Regions from separate parts of the Homo sapiens genome. Here region 2 is linked to region 1. The links are chromatin contacts, found by Hi-C in ENCODE. All regions are on one chromosome and are shown on one strand. Each heading gives the region's core, a stretch centred on a gene start or an enhancer-like site at or near the end of the contact. The rest is flanking DNA. Distances are from core to core; before and after follow the strand shown.

Region 1 (6,652 bases), core at 3,171-5,670:
AAAATTTCAGATTATTTGTGTTATAAAATTGAACACATTTGTTAAAGCACAATGGATTAATGATAGTCCATTGCAGAGAAATAAGTGCCATGAGGAGGGAGCCAGACAAAGCAAACAAGATGCAAGTCTGAGAAAACTCAGTTCCAGTTTGGCTAGCAGTGGTTCTCAGCCTTAGCCGCACATTAAAAGCAGCTGAGAGCAAAAGACACCACCCTCAGCAATGAACAAAAGTCTGTGCCTAGACCCCGCCTTAAGCTAGTTAAATCAGAATCTCTGAGAGTGGGCCTTGGCTTTCCTTTGTTTTAAAAGCACCCCAGATGATTCTACAGCTAGTCGAAACCCTCTGAGTTAGATCATAGGTATGTATAGGGGAATTGTGGGAGATTAAAATAGCAGAGATTAAGATAGGAAGGCCAATTTAGAAAAAGAAAGCCATAGGTATTATGGTCCTGACACAGCTTGTAGGTTAGTAGGAAGGGAAAGGGGGCGGGGTGTGAATGAGAGAACTATGGTCCATGGGGAATCTATGGGACTTTGCGGTTATTTGTATGTGGATTTCAGTTGGAGGAAAGAATTGATACTGAGCTTTTGGATTTAGGCAAATGGGAAAATGACAGTTCCATTAAATGAGTGGGATTTGTTTGGGGTATGTGGGGTAGGAAATGTTATTAGTTCTATTGGGATAAACAGATAATTATGAAAAAAAGTCTAGAGTTTAAGAGAGGTTAGTGACGGCCCATCATTCACATACAAGTGATAGGAGGTCCACAGTGTAGATCCCAAAGGAAAACAATGGAATTAAAAGCAGGCTAGAGACAAACCTTGAGGAACATACCTACATTTAGGGAGCAGAGAGAGGATATAGAGCCAATCAGTAAGAGAGATGGTCGAAGAAGCATAGGCACCAAGAGATTGGTATGTTTTAGAATCTAAAGGAGAAGACTTCTAAGGTGGAAATTAGTAATCGAATGTCAAAAGCTGCAGAAACTCCCAACTAAATTTAGTGAGTGGTATTTAGGTGAAGTTGTAATGAAAACCAGATTGCATGGGATTAGGAAATGAGTGGGAAGTAAGGATATGCAGGGTAACAGTTTCAGGCTGTTCACTCTAGACATTTTGAGATGATGGGAAAGTAACTAGAGGCAGGTAAACAGCTGAGAGTATTTTTAGAATAACAGAAACTTGAGCCTTTTTGCAGAAAGACAGCATGGGCAGTTGAAAGGGAGAAGAGGGAAGAGCGGGAGGGTCACAATCCTGGAAGAGGGAGGAGGAGATGGAAGAGAAAACACAAAGGGGAACTTTAACCTTGGCAAGACAGTTCTTCTCCCAGAGTAAAGGAAAAAATAAGAGGGAAGAAACAGATGTAATAGAATTTTAAGAGAGAGGAGGAAATTGTCAAAACACAGCCTGTTTTTGGTAAATAGAAGGATGGTCTTCTACTGATAGTTAAGACACATGACAGACCCAAATTGGTTCTTGAGGGCAGAGGTCTAGAATGGCTAGAGATGGGGACTGCTCATGGCTCAGTCAACAGACCAAAGCAGGTGAAGTGAAGAATAGTGAGAGCTCAAGCTCACATGAGACAGGGAATGTTTTAGGAGCCAATTTTCAGATTTTATCTAGATATTGTCTGCAGCTGGTTGTGGGGAGCAATTAAGGCAGAGAATAACTATTACCTGGGGCCAGTAAGAAATGGTGAATTTCACAGAGCTCAGGGATTTTAGGGCAGTAGCCTGAGTGTTTGCTAAAATGGCTAGCCAGAAAAAACTGTATCTCAACGAGGGTGAGATACAGGTTTACTGAGAGCAAGGCAATAGGAAAACTGAGGACAGCTGAGGACATAGGAGCAGTTCCAAGTCAAGACCCTAGAAGGTGGGCCTTTTTGTTTTGGGACAGGGTCTCGCTGTTTTGCCAGGGCTGGAGTGCTGTGGTGCAGTCATAGCTCACTGCAACCTCAAACTCCTGGGCTCAAATGACCCTCTCACCTCAACCTCCTGAGTAGCTGGGACAACAGGCATGCAGCACGACACCCAGCTAATTAAAAAAAACAAAAAAACAAAACTTTTTTTTTTTTTTTTTTTAGAGACAGGGCGTCATGATGTTGCCCAGGCTGGTCCCAATCCTCCTGCCTCAGCTTCCCAAAGTGCTGGGATTACAGGCATAAACCGCTACACCTGGCCAGGCAGGCCATTTTTAAATGCTGAGGAAACCTGGAGTTTCTCTGTGCTAACAGGTAGCTCAGGTGATAAGAGTTAGAGATATATGGAACTAAGGATGAAGATAAGGAGAAAATGGAGGCCAATGTGTTAGAAGAGTTGTTAATTTAGGTATTAAAATATTGGAAGTTGGCTGGGCGGTGGTCTGTAATCCCAACACTTTGGGAACATCTCTTGAGCTCAGGAGTTTGAGACCAGCCTGGGCAAATTGGAAGGCCCCTAAAAGAAATTCATCATTTCTTTCTTTTTTTTTTTTTTTGAAATGGAGCCTTGCTCCGTTGCCCATGCTGGAGTGCAGTGGTGCGATCTCAGCCCACTGCAGCCTCCAGGGTTCAAGAGATTCTCCTGCCTTAGCCTCCTGAGTAGCTGGGATTACAGGTGCCCACCACCATGCCTGGGTAACTTTTGTATTTCTGGTAGAGACAGAGTTTCACCATGTTGGCCAGGCTGGTCTTGAACTCCTGACCTCAGATGATCCACCTGCTTCAGCCTCCCAAAGTGTTGGGATTACAGGCGTGAGCCACCGCGCCTGGCCAGAAATTCATTATTTCTTATTGGCCGCAGGTAACACTTATTCTCTGCCTTAATTGCCCCCCACAATGAGCTGCAGGGAATGTCAAGATACATGTGAAAATAAATGTCTACATAAAATGTGAAAAACAGCCAGGTGCAGTGGCTCACGCCTGTAATCCCAGCACTTTGGGAGGCTGAGGTGGGTGGATCACGAGGTCAGGAGTTCAAGACCAGCCTGGCCAACATGGTGAAACCCCCGTCTCTACTAAAAATACAAAAATTAGCTGAGCATGATGGTGGGTGCCTGTAATCCCAGCTACTTGGGAGGCTGAGGCAGAGAATTGCTTGAACCTGGGAGGCAGAGGTTGCAGTGAGCCGAGATCGTGCTACTGCACTCCACCGTGGGCGACAGAGTGAGACTCTGTCTTCCAAAAAAAAAAAAAAAAATAGTGAAAAACGTTCATTGGCCAAAACATCTACAAAAAATTAGCCAGGCCTGGGGGCTTGTGCCTATAGTCCCTGCTACTCAGGAGGCTGAGGTGGGAGGATCCCTTTGAGCCCAGGAGGTTGAGGCTGTGGTGAGCCATGTTCCCACAACTGCACTCCAGCCCAAGTGACAGAGCAAGACCCTGTCTCAGAAAGAAAAAAAAAATGCTAGAATGATAGGTGGAGAAAAAAATATCTAGAAGCTGTTTATGTTTGGGAGGAATATTTTTAGGTGCTCTAACTTATTTCTAAACTAATGGATTACAAGAGCTGATAAAAATGTAGGATTTCTTAATAAGGATAATTTTAATAAGAAATGAACTAGTGGAGTAGAATTTATTGTAACGGATGTGCTCCATTTATAGCACAAACGATCTGTTAACAAAATCTGTTACTGAATAAAGAAAATATCTACATGAAATAGATTGACCTGTCAATTCAGTCAAAATAATACACACAGCCAAAAGACCTTCTGCTTTCCACATTCCCTTCTTTCAGCTTTTGTGCACTTCAGAGGCACTTGAGGAAGCAAAGAGATTCAGTCCAAGATCTTAGTCTTGCCTGCTTCACAGAGTTTGCACGTTGCAGATTTGCAGTGGAAGCTGTGAGTAAATTTGATTCCCTCACAGAAGTACATTTTATTCTTCTGGGCCACCCAGAATCTGTCTATTACTCTAAATGTAGAGAGGCCTATCTTTATAAAGAAAACTGTTGGTGTCAGAGTTATTTACAGAGCATGTGAAACTTTAACTTGTCACTTTGTGGTTTGTAAACCTGTTCTTTGAATTGCCTATAATTTCCCCTTTGTGTCTGCCTTTTTAGGTTTTACCCTTTAGTACCAGAAACAATTCAATTAGGGAAGACAAAAAAGGATGAAACCAACATTTATCGGTTTTAACATTTTGCTATCTAGTACCTGGAATCGTGATTATACAACAGAGGAAGAGCTCAGTAAATATTTGTTGTTGATCAACTTTGTAGATTTATTAAAAGCTTCAGAATAAGGAAAAATGCTGAGATTAATGTTTGCAGGGTCTTTTGATACCATTTCTAATGTCTACAATATTGGCAATTTTTGAGAGAAAATAAGAACTTGGCTTTGTCAACTATGCATTCATCAATTTAACAACTGTATCTTTGAATAGTAATTCGTAACTTTTTAGCAATGTGAATGATGCTATCACTGGCGGTAAATGGGGCCATGGAAACACTCTGGGAGGAGGCAGCCAAATCTGTCTTTGTAAATCAGAGAAGCCTTCATAAAAAAAGCCTTGAAAGATGAGTAGTAATGAGTCAAGTAGACAAGGGAGAGAAAAGCATTTTGGAAAAGTCCAAAGGCATGTTAAGTGGGAATGATCATGGCATGATGAGAACATTGCAAGTAATTTAGTATGTTTGGAGTGTAAGATGCCTGTGGGGAAAAGAGGAGCCAGTCATGGAAAGTGGAAATGTCATGTTTAAAAGTTTAGGCTCTATCCTGTGGGTGATAGTCATTGACAGATGATAATAAGGAGAATGGCATGAACAGATTAGAGTTTCAGAAGGATACTTAGGCAACACTGCATGCTGCTGATGGACTGGGGGGCAAGAGGGAGACCAGCTGGATAAATAATATAGGAGCCAAGGTGATTAATGTGACAGGGACAGTAGAGGCTGAAAGGAGGTTGTGAGCTTGATCTGATTGGTTGTAGAAGGTGGGGGAGGAGAAGTCTTGGCCATTTGGTACCGGGTTAACTCATCTCTGGTAATGGAAGGCAGAGACATTTGTGTAAATGAAATATAGAAGGAGATCAAAATTTTCCCCACTCAACATTCTACTAATTGTGCAGATTTAAGAGTCTCTCCCCGCCCCCAACCCCCCAACCCCCATCTCTCCTGGAATGGTTAATGAGTAATGAAGTGGACAGAAGGCAGGAAGCAAGAAGACAGGAAAGAAGCAAAGGCTTTGTAAATCAAACAGAAACTAAATTTTTCATTCTTTCACCTCAGCCTCCCAGAGTTCACTGTATACAGCTTCACTGTATACACTTTTCAGTGACTTATGTATCTGAACTTTGTTGTCAGAAACACCCAAGTTCCAGAACTTTAAAATTCACCAAGCTTGGTGGGGCACAGTGGCTCACACCTGTAATCCCAGCACTTTGGGAGGCCGAGGTGGGCAGATCATTTGAGGTCAGGAGTTCAGGACCAGCCTGGCCAACATGGTGAAACCCTGTCTCTACCAAAAATACAAAAATTAGCTGGGCATGGATCCCAGCTACTCAGGAGGTTGAGGTGGGAGGATCGCTTGAACCCAGGAGGTGGAGGTTGCAGTAAGCTGAGATGGCACCACTGCACTCCAGTCTGTGAGACAGAGTGAGACTCTATCTCAAAAAAATAAAATTCACCAATTCAGCCTTTTTCTCTTTAACTGCTAAAACATTTCTTCCACTACTCCCCTACTCCACCCTCCTAATCCAGTCATTACATTTTGAATCATTGAAGTATCCTGAAAAACAATGTTTGCAGGCCGGGCGCGGCAGCTCACGCCTGTAATCCCAGCACTTTGGGAGGCCGAGGTGGGCGGATCACGAGGTCAGGAAATCGAGACCATCCTGGCTAACACAGTGAAACCCCCTCCCAACTAAAAATTAAAAAATTAGCCAGGCGTGGTGGCGGGCGCCTGTAGTCCCAGCTGAGGCAGGCGAATGGCATGAACCCAGGAGGCGGAGCTTGGAGTGAGCCGAGATCTCGCCACTGCACTCCAGCCTGGGCGACAGAGCGAGATTCTGCCTCAAAAAAAAAAAAAAGAAAAGAAAAAAAATGTTTGCAACATAAAGAGTCTTGGTTTTCCTTATTCCCTGTATTTTTCTCTGCCTGCTGGTGGTGGTGATGATGATAGAGAAAGGAAGGAAGGTGATTGGGCAATATGTAATCCCTGTAATCCCAGCGCTTTGGGAGGCCGAGGCGGGCGGATCACCTGAGGTCAGGAGTTCGAGACCAGCCTGGCTAACACGGTGAAACCCCGTCTCTACTAAAAATATAAAAAATTAGCTGGGTGTAGTGGCGGGCGCCTGTAGTCCCAGCTACTCGGGAGGCTGAAGCAGGAGAATGACGTTAAGCCGGGAGGCGGAGCTTGCAGTGAGCCGAGATCATGCCACTGCACTCCAGCCTGGGCCACAGAGCGAGACTCCGTCTCAAAACAACAACAACAACAACAAAGCCAGGCGTGGTGGCTCACACCTGTAATCCCAGCTACTTGGGAGGCTGAGGCAGGAGAATCGCTTGAACCTGTGAGGTGGAGGTTGCAGTGAGTCGAGATCACGCCATTGCACTCCAGCTTGCGCAGCAAGAACAAAACTCCGTCTCAAAATAATAATAATAAAATAAAGTAAATTGAACCCGAGAAAGGTGAAATGACATGCTCAAGGATAAGCATCTAGTAGGAAATAGAACCA
Region 2 (6,805 bases), core at 391-2,890, 610 kb after region 1:
ATTCTGAATGTCCCCGTAGGACAGAAGCTGTTTGGAAGCCTCATTGACGTTTGTGATTTTAGACACTCTGTGCTTTCCAAAAAAATGTATACAGCAGACGCGATTTGACATGAACTTAAAACTCACACATGGTGTTGGCACTGTGGCTTTATAAGCTCACGGGTATCCAGGGACAATTACATGAAGGATATTTACTACAACTCTATTCTTAATGAGCCAAGCAGGCTAACTACTCAGTGCTTCACATGAGGCATTACATTATGAAAGACTACAGCAGCAATTTACTAAACAGTACATTAGAGACCTAAGTTCGTGCATCTCTCTAGTGACTAATTTGCTACTCCAAAATAAATGAAACTCCACCCGTACCAGGCAAATACTACATGTGTGGGGCCCTGAAATGACTTGTTTGATTCTGCTATCTACAGAGCTAGAGAATTATTCATTAATATGTATTTGTTAGCTTTGGTTAGAAATGTAAAAATAAAACTGAAAATTTTATTAACAACTGTGATAAGGTATTTTAGAATTTCTGTTTGAAATAAAGACTATTTCCCTAGCTATACATGATCTTTATTCCAATAGAATTTCTAGAAACTTTGTGTTTTTTTTTCTGGATTGGGTTGAAAAATGAGTTTATTTAAATGTTATATTATGAATTCACAAGTTTTATAAGCATATCAATTATATATAATGACCTTAGATATCAGGCAGAAAAACAACTCTATCCCCAGAACTGTAACACGCTTTCCTTCTCAGTAATGGGATTACTTTTCTTATCATTTTGTGGCACTTTCACAGTAACAACAAAGTAACAACACAGTAACAACAAAGATCTCATTTGAGTACATTAATAAGCAAAATCATTGGTCTGAATCATTATAGTTAGTTCACCTTTGAGATTTCTTAGTTCCCTTCCCTTCCTTTCCCTTCCCTTCCCTTCCCTTCCCTTCCCTTCCCTTCCCTCCCCTCCCCTCCCCTCCCCTCCCCTTCCCTTCCCTTCCCTTCCCTTCCCTCCCCTCCCCTCCCCTCCCCTCCCCTCCCCTCCCCTTCCCTTCCCTCCCCTCCCCTCCCCTCCCCTTCCCTTCCCTTCCCTTCCCTTCCCTCCCTTCCCCTCCCCTCCCCTCCACTCCCCTCCCCTCTCCTCTCTTCCCCTCCCCTTTCCTTCCCTTCTCTTCCTTCTTTACTTCCCTTACGTCTTTCCTTCCCTCTTTCGTTTCTTACCTCTTCCCTTCCCTTTCCTTTTTTTCCCTTCCCTCTTTCCTTTCCATTTCCTTCCCTGTTTTCTTCCTTTTTTTTTCTGTTTTCTTCCTGTGCATTTTTTCCTTCTTCCTCCCTCCCTCCTTTCCTTTCTTCCTCCTTCCCTTCCTCTTTCCCTTTCTTCCTTTATTCTTTCCCTATTTCTTCTTTTCCTTTCTTTCTGTTTTTTTCTTAAAGAAAAAGGTCCCAAGCCAAGCCGGATCTGCCATGATGCAGGTTCTGGCATTGGCATCCCCACTGCCCTCATTGTATTGCTTAGGGAAAGGCTGACATTCTTCCAGATCTGGATATGCCTGGGGTTCCAGTTACTGGAGGCTGGAGCTCCTGGGCCAAAGGGCATTCTGGAGTTTGGAACCAAATCAGCAGTTCACGGAATGGCCTGAGCCTGGTGGTGACCTCACAGTTTCAGAGAGAAACTGGGAGGAACTGTGCTGTCAACAACAGGAAGTTGATGAAAAATGAAAGAAGCCCTTGGGGAGTGAAATGAAGAGCAGATGGCTTTAATTGTTAGCCTTGCTGTGACAACTGACAAGAGAAATTCTGCTCTCTTGACATTTAAAAGATACCAGAAATACCAGTGACCACATTCCATAGCTTCTTGAAGGTTTCCATGTCAAGGAGTTCAAACTCCTCTCTATTTTCATTATTGAACAGTCCATAAAAACTGCAGGTGATAAGATCCCTGATGGGTTAGCACTCTAAGAGTTTGATAAGGCACTGAGTGCACGCAGTATAAGGGAGTGGGAAGTCACGGTGAAGGGAGGCGCTTATGCAGGGAAGTTCTGAGTGATTTATAATCTAGGCTGCTGCAAGGAAAACAAGCTCAGGTGGAAATCAAGAGCTGTCTCTATAAGCTCAGTGGATTTTCTTTTATTCCTGTGACTATAGAAATCCAGTTTATTGTCATATTGTGGAATAGTCCTTTGTTAAAAAAAAAGATTTCTATGAAACCTTTAAAGAAATGAAGTAAAAGAGAAATGAATGTTAACACAGAGATATGCTGCCTTATTTGCACAGTCAACTCATTTGTAAGAATTAGAATCCTGAACTATAGAAGGTGGCAAATGCAGATCCTGTGTATGGAGCATCTTAAGGAACCAGAAAAAAACACATACACGCTTCATGCTGAGAGGTGGATACTCTGTTATTACATCAATATGTAATTATTCGGTTGAATGTTTCTGATGCATTCTAAGTATTAACCAAATCTTTTTCTTCTCTGGTGATATAAAACAGAAACATTTCCCCATGACTGAAATCTTAATTAGGGCTACTAAATTAAGACTTAAATGTGAAAGATGAGTTTTGTTCTTTAGCCAGATCCTATGGCATCTCTATGACAATTACCACTACGTTTTCTAGTTTTTCATTGTGACTCTCATATAGAAATCTCCTAGCTCCCTCACCCCTGGGTGAGATAATGCTGAATATGTTCTGCACTGGCTCCCCACAGAGCTCCCCGGCAGGACTGACTGAGCTCCAGTTACCCACACTGATAACTTGCTTGAAAATTAATCCTTCATTGGCTTCCCTCTCTCCCACTACTCAATTCCCTATTACTCCAGTTGTATTTATTCATCTCACCTTTTGCTTGAAATGAAATCTTTGAGTTGGCTTCTGGAAGAACCTAACATAAAACCCCTTTCCTGATGTACACACCCATTCCATGCAGTGCTTTTATACTGTGTTCCTGCATGGAGTTCTCATCACACCCTATTTTAAGCATTTGTTTATTTGCTCTCATTTTTCATTACACTATGTACTTTTTGAAGTTAAGAAATGTGATTTAACTCTCCATATTTGGATCCAAACAATGGATGGCATCCAGATGGTGCTTATAAATGTTGTTGAAGGGGTGAACATTTTTCTGTCTCTGTTGTCCTTCTGACCCACTCAGTCACAGGTTTTGGCATTTCTTTCATTTCTCCTGCCCAAGCTTTCCTCTCCTCTCACCATTACCCTGGCTCAGGCCCTTACCATTTTGTGAATAAACTACTGTAATAGTTTCCTACTCGCCGTCCTAGACTCCAATCTCAGGTGTCTATTTACACCAGACTCCAAACCACAGGACAACTAACCCTCCAAAAATACCAGTTTCATTTTCTCTCTCCCTTCCTTAAAATGTCCAGCATACACACACACACACACACACACACACAAAATATATATGTATACATATACATATATATGTATTTTTATTTTAGTCTAATCTGCATTTTATCATAGTCTAGCATTTTGTTAACATTTTTATCCATAGTGTTTTCTTTGTAGCTAGACAAAAGTTACATATTGCAGATGAGGTATATTATTGCGGTAAATGTCAGAGGCCCGAGACACAGACTGCCTGTTTAATCCTAGGTTTACCCTGTGTTGAGTTGAGTGATGGCCCTCAAAAGACAGAAGGTCGTAATCTCTGGAAACCAGTGAGTTACCTTATAAAGTTTTCACAGAGGTGATTAAATGAAGGCTGTTGAGATGAGGGGATTATTCTGGATTATCCTATCAGGTGCTTTTATAGGCTGAATTGCGTTCCCCCAGATTCATATGGTAAAATCCTAATCTTCGTCCTTCAGATTATGACTGTATTGGGACAGAAGGCCTTTAAGAAGATAACTAAGTTTAAATGAGGCTGTTGGGTTGGCACCTAACCTAATATAACTAGTGTCCTCATAAGAAGAGAAGATTAGCACACATAAAGAGACACCAGGGATGGGTTTAGGCAGAGGAAAGATCTTGTGAGGATACAGCAAGAAGACAGCCTTCTGCAAGCCAAGAAGAGAGGCCTCAGAAGAAACCAAACCTTTCCACATCTTGAGCTTGGACTTCCAGCCTCCAGAACTGAGAAAATAAATGTCAGTTGTCTAAACTACCAAGTTTGGTATTTTGTTATGGCTACCTTAACAAACTAACGTAGGCCATCAAGAGTGTCTTTATAAGACAGACACAGAGAGATTAGACACACACATCTCAGAGAAGGTGCTATGAAGATAAATGTATTAGTCTGTTCTCATGCTGCTAATGAAGAGATACTGGAGACTGGGCAATTTATAAAGAAAGAAGTTTAATTGACTCACAGTTCAGCATGGCTGAGGAGGCCTCAGAAAACTTTCAATCATGGCGGAAAGGAAAGCAAATATGTTCTTCTTCACATGGTGGCAGAAAGGAGAAGAAGAATGAGTGCCAAGCCAAGGGGGAAGCCCCTTATAAAACCATCAGGTCTTCTGAGAACTCACTCACTATCGTGAGAACAGCATGCGGAAACTGCCTCCATGATCTAATTACCTCCCACCAGGTCCCTCCCATGACATCTGGGGATTATGGGAACTACAGTTCAAAATGAGATTTGGTTGGGGACACAGCCAAACCCTTTCAATTAAGTAATGAGAAATTCAAAGATGCTGGCCTTGAAGATGAGAGTAATGTGTCCACAAACCAAAAAATACTAGCAACCATCAAAAACTGGAAGAGGCAGGCATCGGAATCTCTCCTAGAGCCTCTGGAGACAGGGCGGCCCTGTCACCCCTTGATTTTGGCACAGCGATAGTGTTTTCAGACTCTGGGCCTCCAATAATTAAAGAAAATAAATTTCTGTTTTTGTAATCCACCAAGTTTGTGTTACTTTATTACAGCAGCTACAAGTAATTAATATAGACTCCTTACTAGGTGTAATCTGGGGCAATTATATTAATCTCTCCAAGCCTCAGTTTTTTCATCCGTAAAGTGTTTCCTTATCTCACAGCATTATCTAAAGACTTAATGTTTGCAGAATCCTTAGAATATGTTTGGCACATCCTGAACATTCAATAAAAGTTACTTTATTCTTTATTTTGAAGAAGATCAATGACTTCTGCATATACTTTAATACTGCGTAAGATATCTTTGCATTACATACTTTATTTTTTTTTTATTATTATTATTTTTTTTATTATACTCTAAGTTTTAGTGTACATGTGCACATTGTGCAGGTTAGTTACATATGTATACATGTGCCATGCTGGTGCGCTGCACCCACTAACATGTCATCTAGCATTAGGTATATCTCCCAATGCTATCCCTCCCCCCTCCCCCGACCCCACCACAGTCCCCAGAGTGTGATATTCCCCTTCCTGTGTCCAAGTGATCTCATTGTTCAATTCCCACCTATGAGTGAGAATATGCGGTGTTTGGTTTTTTGTTCTTGCGATAGTTTACTGAGAATGATGGTTTCCAATTTCATCCATGTCCCTACAAAGGACATGAACTCATCATTTTTTATGGCTGCATAGTATTCCATGGTGTATATGTGCCACATTTTCTTAATCCAGTCTATCATTGTTGGACATTTGGGTTGGTTCCAAGTCTTTGCTATTGTGAATAGTGCCGCAATAAACATACGTGTGCATGTGTCTTTATAGCAGCATGATTTATAGTCCTTTGGGTATATACCCAGTAATGGGATGGCTGGGTCAAATGGTATTTCTAGTTCTAGATCCCTGAGGAATCGCCACACTGACTTCCACAAGGGTTGAACTAGTTTACAGTCCCACCAACAGTGTAAAAGTGTTCCTATTTCTCCACATCCTCTCCAGCACCTGTTGTTTCCTGACTTTTTAATGATTGCCATTCTAACTGGTGTGAGATGATATCTCATAGTGGTTTTGATTTGCATTTCTCTGATGGCCAGTGATGATGAGCAAGGTAATTTACAGATTCAATGCCATCCCCATCAAGCTACCAATGACTTTCTTCACAGAATTGGAAAAAACTACTTTAAAGTTCATATGGAACCAAAAAAGAGCCCGCATCGCCAAGTCAATCCTAAGCCAAAAGAACAAAGCTGGAGGCATCACACTACCTGACTTCAAACTATACTACAAGGCTACAGTAACCAAAACAGCATGGTACTGGTACCAAAACAGAGATATAGATCAATGGAACAGAACAGAGCCCTCAGAAATAATGCCACATATCTACAACTATCTGATCTTTGACAAACCTGAGAAAAACAAGCAATGGGGAAAGGATTCCCTATTTAATAAATGGTGCTGGGAAAACTGGCTAGCCATATGTAGAAAGCTGAAACTGGATCCCTTCCTTACGCCTTATACAAAAATCAATTCAAGATGGATTAAAGATTTAAACGTTAGACCTAAAACCATAAAAACCCTAGAAGAAAACCTAGGCATTACCATTCAGGACATAGGCGTGGGCAAGGACTTCATGTCCAAAACACCAAAAGCAATGGCAACAAAAGCCAAAATTGACAAATGGGATCTAATTAAACTAAAGAGCTTCTGCACAGCAAAAGAAACTACCATCAGAGTGAACAGGCAACCTACAACATGGGAGAAAATTTTCGCAACCTACTCATCTGACAAAGGGCTAATATCCAGAATCTACAATGAACTCAAACAAATTTACAAGAAAAAAACAAACAACCCCATCAAAAAGTGGGCGAAGGAAATGAACAGACACTTCTCAAAAGAAGACATTTATGCAGCCAAAAAACACATGAAGAAATGCTCATCATCACTGGCCATTACATACTTTATGATTAGAATTTCAA

What was found. A loop is a pair of places that touch in the nucleus more often than their neighbours do. Pooled maps may share reads with other maps.
Region 2: a pooled map shows a loop between it and region 1 (2.9-fold over the local background). The contact joins two enhancer-like sites. A Hi-C loop is called at or near these places in 3 of 168 maps with a recorded cell type or tissue (gastrocnemius medialis and heart left ventricle) and 3 of 50 pooled maps.

What each region holds. Positions count from the first base shown.
Region 1 is chr4:123,408,416-123,415,067 of GRCh38, forward strand. No RefSeq gene overlaps it. Among named protein-coding and RNA genes, the nearest start is that of SPRY1, 15 kb to the left of the region's middle. Within about 2 kb of position 4,421, at least 2 of the 41 ENCODE cell types and tissues checked have a DNase peak (open chromatin) inside an H3K27ac peak, as active enhancers do.
Region 2 is chr4:124,017,256-124,024,060 of GRCh38, forward strand. No RefSeq gene overlaps it. Among named protein-coding and RNA genes, the nearest start is that of LINC01091, 370 kb to the left of the region's middle. Within about 2 kb of position 1,641, at least 14 of the 41 ENCODE cell types and tissues checked have a DNase peak (open chromatin) inside an H3K27ac peak, as active enhancers do.